Regions from separate parts of the Homo sapiens genome. Here region 1 is linked to region 2. The links are chromatin contacts, found by Hi-C or POLR2A ChIA-PET in ENCODE. All regions are on one chromosome and are shown on one strand. Each heading gives the region's core, a stretch centred on a gene start or an enhancer-like site at or near the end of the contact. The rest is flanking DNA. Distances are from core to core; before and after follow the strand shown.

Region 1 (2,973 bases), core at 264-2,763, 160 kb before region 2:
AATTAGTGACTTGTGCACAGATATCCCATTTGTGTCACTGAAGTCAAAAGGCTATGAAGTAAGATATAACCATGTCCCATGACATTCTTTTAACATAACATGACTCACTTTATTTCTTTCATCCCTAAAAATTCACTTTAAAGAAAAAGTGGATCCCGGAGCAGTGGCTAGAACCTGTAATCCCAGCTACTCAGGAGGCTGAGGCAGAAGCATGGCTTGAGCCCAGGAGTTCCAGGCTGCTGTGAGCTATGATCACATGGCTGCACTCCAGCCTGGGAGACAGAGTGAAACCCTGTCTCGAAAAAGAAAAAAAAGGAAAAGTGAATCAATTACCTTGAGCATTCGGATTTCCCGAAGGGCAATTTTCTTTATGACAGGGTCATCTTCTGATTCCAGAAACTTCTTGATGGCCACAATCTGACCCGTGTCCCTGTTTCTACATTTGAAAACAACTCCATAGGATCCTTCTCCAATTTTCCCAATTTTTTCATACTTCTCCATCATAGAGGAATAAATCTTCTTAAAATGGATCTTCAGCCGAGAATGGTGGCTCACGCCTGTAATCCCAGCACTTTGGGAGGCTGAGGCGGGCAGATCACCTGAGGTCAGGAGTTCGAGACCAGTCTGGCCAACATACTGAAACTCCGTCTCTACTAAAGATACAAAAAATTAGCCGGGTGTGGTGATGGGCGCCCGTAGTCCCAGCAACTCAGGAGACTGAGGCAGGAGAATCGCGTGAACCTGGGAGGCGCAGGTTGCAGTGAGCCGAGATCGCGCCACTGCACTCCAGCCCGGGCGACAGAGCGAGATTCCGTCTCAAAAAAAAAAAAAAAAAAAAAAAAAAAAGAAAGAAAGAAAAGAAAAGAAAGGATCTTCACATAGTTTGAAAACGTCGCTTATAAAATATTGGCACCAACGGACTGCACTAGAGCCCCACCCAACGATGAGTGTTTGTCACGGTCCTAGAACAGAACAGCACATGTTAAGGAATGAAGAGTGTACCCGTGTCGGCAATGGCAACGCGATCAGGAGTAACAGCCTAGAGTTAGCTGCCTCCAGTAACCCGATTTTAATCGCCCGTTAAATACCCTGTAAGTTAAAATGTAACTTGCCATCCTAAAACGAGCCGAGCTGTAAGATAAGCTATCTTTTTAACGTTATCGTTCATCCGATCTAAGACACCTGAGCTGGCTGGAGTACGGGGAGGGCTAAGGGCTTCCCCGGTTCTAATTTCGGGTCTCATTTCCCTGCGGCAAGAAGACACCTCCCGGCTCCCCGCGGAGGCGGCGGCGAGGCTTGGCCGCAGGAGACCAACCCGCGCCCCGCGCCCCACGCCCCCGGGACTGGGAAAACCCTCCCGCGCCCGGACGTGCACCTCAGCCGCGCCGCGCAGCATGGAGCGGTGCCACGTGTTGGCCAGGGACGGCCCGCGCCTCCTTGCCCGCCCGGGACTCACGGCGCCGCGGCGGTCAGGGACGGGCCTGGCTCCCGCCTCGCCTTCTTCCGCCCAGCTCGGCTCGGCGTGGCTCGGCCCGCGATCCCTATGGGAACCGGCTCCCGCCCCGGGTCTGCCTGGGCGGGGCCGCCGCGCCCCAGCTTCCCACCCCCGGCCCGGCCCAGCCCGGCCGCCCTCCCGGCTGCAGGGAAAGGCCTCGGAGGGCCGCCCTCCGTCCATGGGAGCTGTCCTGACCGCGGGCCGAGTCCTGCTGCCGGGAGAGCAGACCTGCTAGATTTGCAAACTTCCGCAGGCCGTGCAAAGCGCAGCTGTAACCGCGTCTGCGGAGCAAGACGCCTGCGCTAGGAGCCCCTCCTGAGCGGTCCACATTTCCCTGCAACAGCAGTCCCCACACCTCAGAACCGCGGTTATTCCCTTTGGTCCCTTGGAGGCATCTTCTGTGTCTGTGCTGATCAGTGCTGCGGCGTCAGTGAATGAATGAGAGGGAGAAAGGAAAGAAGAGGAAGGCGTGACTGCAGAAATTGCTTAAAGTCAGCACTTTCCTCTACAGTAGGGAAGGTTCCACGGCAGTCTTCTGCTGTGGGACTTTTCTGGTGTGGGAGGTGGAAGCTTACAGAGTCTGCCTTAATTGTTTTTGGTTCCTTTCCCCCATCTTTCTCCCAACGGACTCCTACTGCTCAAATCTGAGCACACTGGCGGGAAGCGGATGGACCTGGGGAAATTATGAAATCATGTCAGTTGCCACTGGGCAGAGTGCCTCACACTTTATCATCCGTCCCGTTCCCAGTGCCAGCATCAATGCGGGTACTTGTCCTGGAAGCAGTACCCGAGGAGAGAAAATTAACACAGTGTCTATGAAACAGGGGCCAATCCCGTGTCAAGCAGCATGCTACTAAATGTAAACCCAGGAAGGGTTCAGAAAGGAGCCTGGAGCTGAGGAGAGAGGGCTGGTGGCTGCCCTGGAAACCCAGTACAAGGATGGCCTAGAGGTGGTCTGTGAACAGAAATTGTTTGCAAATGGCAACCATTGATCTGTTTTCTGTCTCTATAGTTTTGCCTTTTCCAGAATGTCATGAAAATGGAATCAGACCGTATGTAGCCTTTTGAGGATAGAGGATCTCCCCCACCACCCCAACTCCAGTGAGCTTTCAGATGAGATTGTAGCCCCAGATGACAATGTAAGTTCAATCTTGTGAGAGACCTTGAGCCAGGGGCACCCAGCTAAGCCATACTTGGGTTCCTGACCTCTAGAAACTGAAATATGTTTGCTATTATGTTTTGGGGTAATTTGTTATGCAACCATATGTATCTAACACAGAAGCCTTTTATTAATAGGAGGTTGAGAAAGTTCACTTTCATTCCTAGTTTGCTTAGTGTTTTTGTTTGCTTTTTAAAATTATGAATGGATGTTGAATTTTATCAAATGCATTTCTTCATCTAGAGGTGATCATTTCCTTTTCCTTTCTTTTCTTTTTTTTTTTTAATTGAGAGGGAGTCTCGCTCTGTCACCCAGGCTG
Region 2 (2,816 bases), core at 123-2,622:
CTTTTGTTCTATGAACTTGGTTTATAGGTATAAGGATGAGATAATGTCTGTCTTCCTATGTTGTTTCATTAATGTCATTTCAACTCTGTTGAGCACAGACTTCTTTAAAACCATGTTGTAAACTTGGTTACAGTGTTCACGACTCTGCAGTCACTAGAACCAGTAACTGAAATATAATGCATAAGATTTGGCAGTGGTGGGGGAGTTTGTTTTCAGATATGTTGATGTTCAAATGTCAGTAGGAAAACAACGTGAGGATAACCTTAGGCAGTTATAAACACACCTCTGGTATAATGTCCTCTCTTCTAGAGGGCAGAAGACTACAAGTATAGATTTGGGAATCATCAGCATGGAGGTCCTGTCTGAAGCCATCATAGTAAATTACATTGAGAGAGTGTAGCGTGAGGAGTTGCTTACCATGAGGAATTAGCAGAGATCATGGATCTGGTAATTAAGAGGCTGGCAGTGATCTCCTAAGAACCGATCAGTACAGAGTGTGAGTAACAACCAAATGGCAGAAGGAAACTGTAAGGGACGGCATGATGGTATCTTGAGGTTGAGGTAGTATAAAGGGACAGTGTTTCCAGGTTACTGAAAACAACTAAGTTTGTAGCAGAGAGAAAGCAGTGAAAAGGGAAAGATTGAAAGTATTTTTATTTTTTTTCTTTTCCTTTCAAAATTGTCTGCAACCTTTATGGCTGCCAGGGCCCACCCATACCCAGACTATGTAGTATGATTTCAGCTCAAATAATTGCTATTGGACTATAGGTCTGGACCTTATCTTTGCAAATCTAGTGGGAAATTTTACCCAGTGGATATTGAGTTACAGATCGTAATGAATCTACAGCTTTCATTTATCTTGATCTTCTTGATATAAATTTTGCTATTCTAATTTTAAGACAAACTACTCAGTATACATATACAAAAATGCATGATACCCTCTTTACTAACATGACCTTGCTTTTAAAATGGAAAAAAAAATGGGTGCCTCGTAGATAAATGCACATTATTTTAGCTACTTTGGCTATATAAATGTTGCCAGCTTGTTTGTACTAATGTATAACCGTGCTTGAAACAGGTATTTGAACATCCAGAATCATGCAGTATATCGGTTTGTGTATTTCTGATAACGCTGTTAAATTCTTTGAGAGTGTGTTCGAGGGGGGTGCTGTTTATTTGTTTGTGTTTTCCGTTGAAAATGTTGCGGTACGTGGTCTATCACTGTCTTCACGGTCTGGGGGTGGACTGAGGTAGGGAGGGTGTGACGCTGGTATCTGTGTGAACTCGGGCTTGTGATGCTGAGCTTGGTTCATCTGCTTTCTCCTCCCTTTTCCTCCCCACTCCTTCCCACCAGCGCCACAGCAACATCCTCAGAGTCTGAGCGAACTGCGCCCAGCGCGGGCACGGAGCCTCCCACCGCCAGCAACCTGCGGCCCCGGAGAAGGCAGCGAGCGCAGTGACAGCGCCTCACCGCCACCAGCTCCTGGACCACCATGGCCAAGAACCGCAGGGACAGAAACAGTTGGGGTGAGTAGCAAATGAGAACTTCTGCAGCCTGCACGGGGTCTTCTGGCCCTCCACTTTCTGCTTCTGTGGAGACAGGGAGGGCCAAGGGCTGCTAGGTGCCTGCGTCCACGGCTGGGAGACGGGCCGTAGCCGAGCCGCTCCCTGTTTGGGCGGAGGAACCATGGCCGAGCGGTACCCGCGTCACCGAATCGCGCTGTCGGGGTGAGGGCTGCAGCTTCGCGCAGGCCGGGCCTCCAGCTCCTTCTTCCCCACCCCCCTCCCGCCTCCTCCCAGCATTTGGACAGCACCCACCAGGCGCCTCCGGGGACTTGTGGGTTCCGCCTTAGCGATCGGTTGGGAGGAAGGCTATGGGGGTGGGCAGGGGGCTGTTGTTACTCGGCCCCAGAGGGGCGAGGGGTCGGGGATCTAGAGCAGGCCAAGCCCCAACCCCCCTCCCCGGGAGCCGCCAACTCGCTGGCTCTGCAGGGCGCGGGCTCCCGGCGGCGGGCGGCGGGCGGCGCGCTGGAACAATGAGGCGGAGCGCGCCGGGTCCCGGACGGACGGTAGCAGACCGAGCAACTGGGAGAAGGGCCACCCTCTTGGGAATTCCTGAGCACTGCAGTACTCCTCTTAATTTGGGGGTTGGGTGGGGGAATTGGGGAAGAAGGAGAGCAAAGTTGTGGTTTCCAGCCTTCTGCCCCACCCCGACGTGGTACCCCATTCAGACCAGCCCCAAGGGTGGCTTTGTTCTTTGATTTTACCTTTTGGAGACATTGGGCTCATGATTCAGCACCAGGCCGAGGGGAGGGGAAAGGAGAGGCGAGACCCAGTATGTTCACACCGCGAGTGGGTGGGCGGTGCTCACGCAGGCGGAGAAGAACGGGCGCAGCGATGCGGAAGAAATCGCGGCCCCGCCCGCCTTGCTGCTCCAGACCTAGTTCTGGACGGTTAGTGTGGGCAGGCTGGGCGTCTTTTTGTCGTAGGTTCCCGATTTCTTGCAGTCACAGTGCTAAACTCACCAGCATCTTAGGAACGAAAGCCCTCTAAGGCATTTATTTTATTATCTGAACCAGAGAATGTCTCAGGCTACTGTGGCTTGGTGGGTAAATAAATATTTTGTTCATCAGCTTGTTATTTAGAAATTGTTATTTGGAAATAACAGTTGTTATTATTTGAAAAGTTCAGAGCTGCTTGATTCTGTTCCACATCTCAGTGAGAGCTCTTCTATAACTGTTTATTTGAGCGAGAGGCACAAATGTAAATTTTAATTGGTTATTTCAGTTTACTTTAATCAAAAGACCGTGTATCTC

Evidence for each region. A loop is a pair of places that touch in the nucleus more often than their neighbours do. ChIA-PET counts read pairs that join two places held with the same protein, here RNA polymerase II (POLR2A). Pooled maps may share reads with other maps.
Region 1: a loop to region 2 is called in a pooled map, with 2.6 times the contacts of the local background. The contact joins the promoter of CDKL1 here to the promoter of ATL1 in region 2. A Hi-C loop is called at or near these places in 4 of 50 pooled maps. POLR2A ChIA-PET finds 5 or more read pairs at or near these places in 4 of 52 experiments (MCF 10A, SK-N-SH, T-cell and 1 more).

Annotation. Positions count from the first base shown.
Region 1 is chr14:50,395,368-50,398,340 of GRCh38, forward strand. It overlaps CDKL1 (cyclin dependent kinase like 1), which reads right to left and starts at 1,514. Exons shown (of 10, transcript NM_004196.7): 1 at 1,457-1,514; 2 at 334-962. The coding sequence starts at 501. RefSeq lists silencers at 1,218-1,667, 1,607-1,832 and an enhancer at 1,426-1,925.
Region 2 is chr14:50,558,773-50,561,588 of GRCh38, forward strand. It overlaps ATL1 (atlastin GTPase 1), which reads left to right and starts at 1,373. Exons shown (of 14, transcript NM_015915.5): 1 at 1,373-1,527. The coding sequence starts at 1,494. It also overlaps a transcript of MAP4K5 not described here. RefSeq lists an enhancer at 1,467-1,966 and a silencer at 1,708-2,067.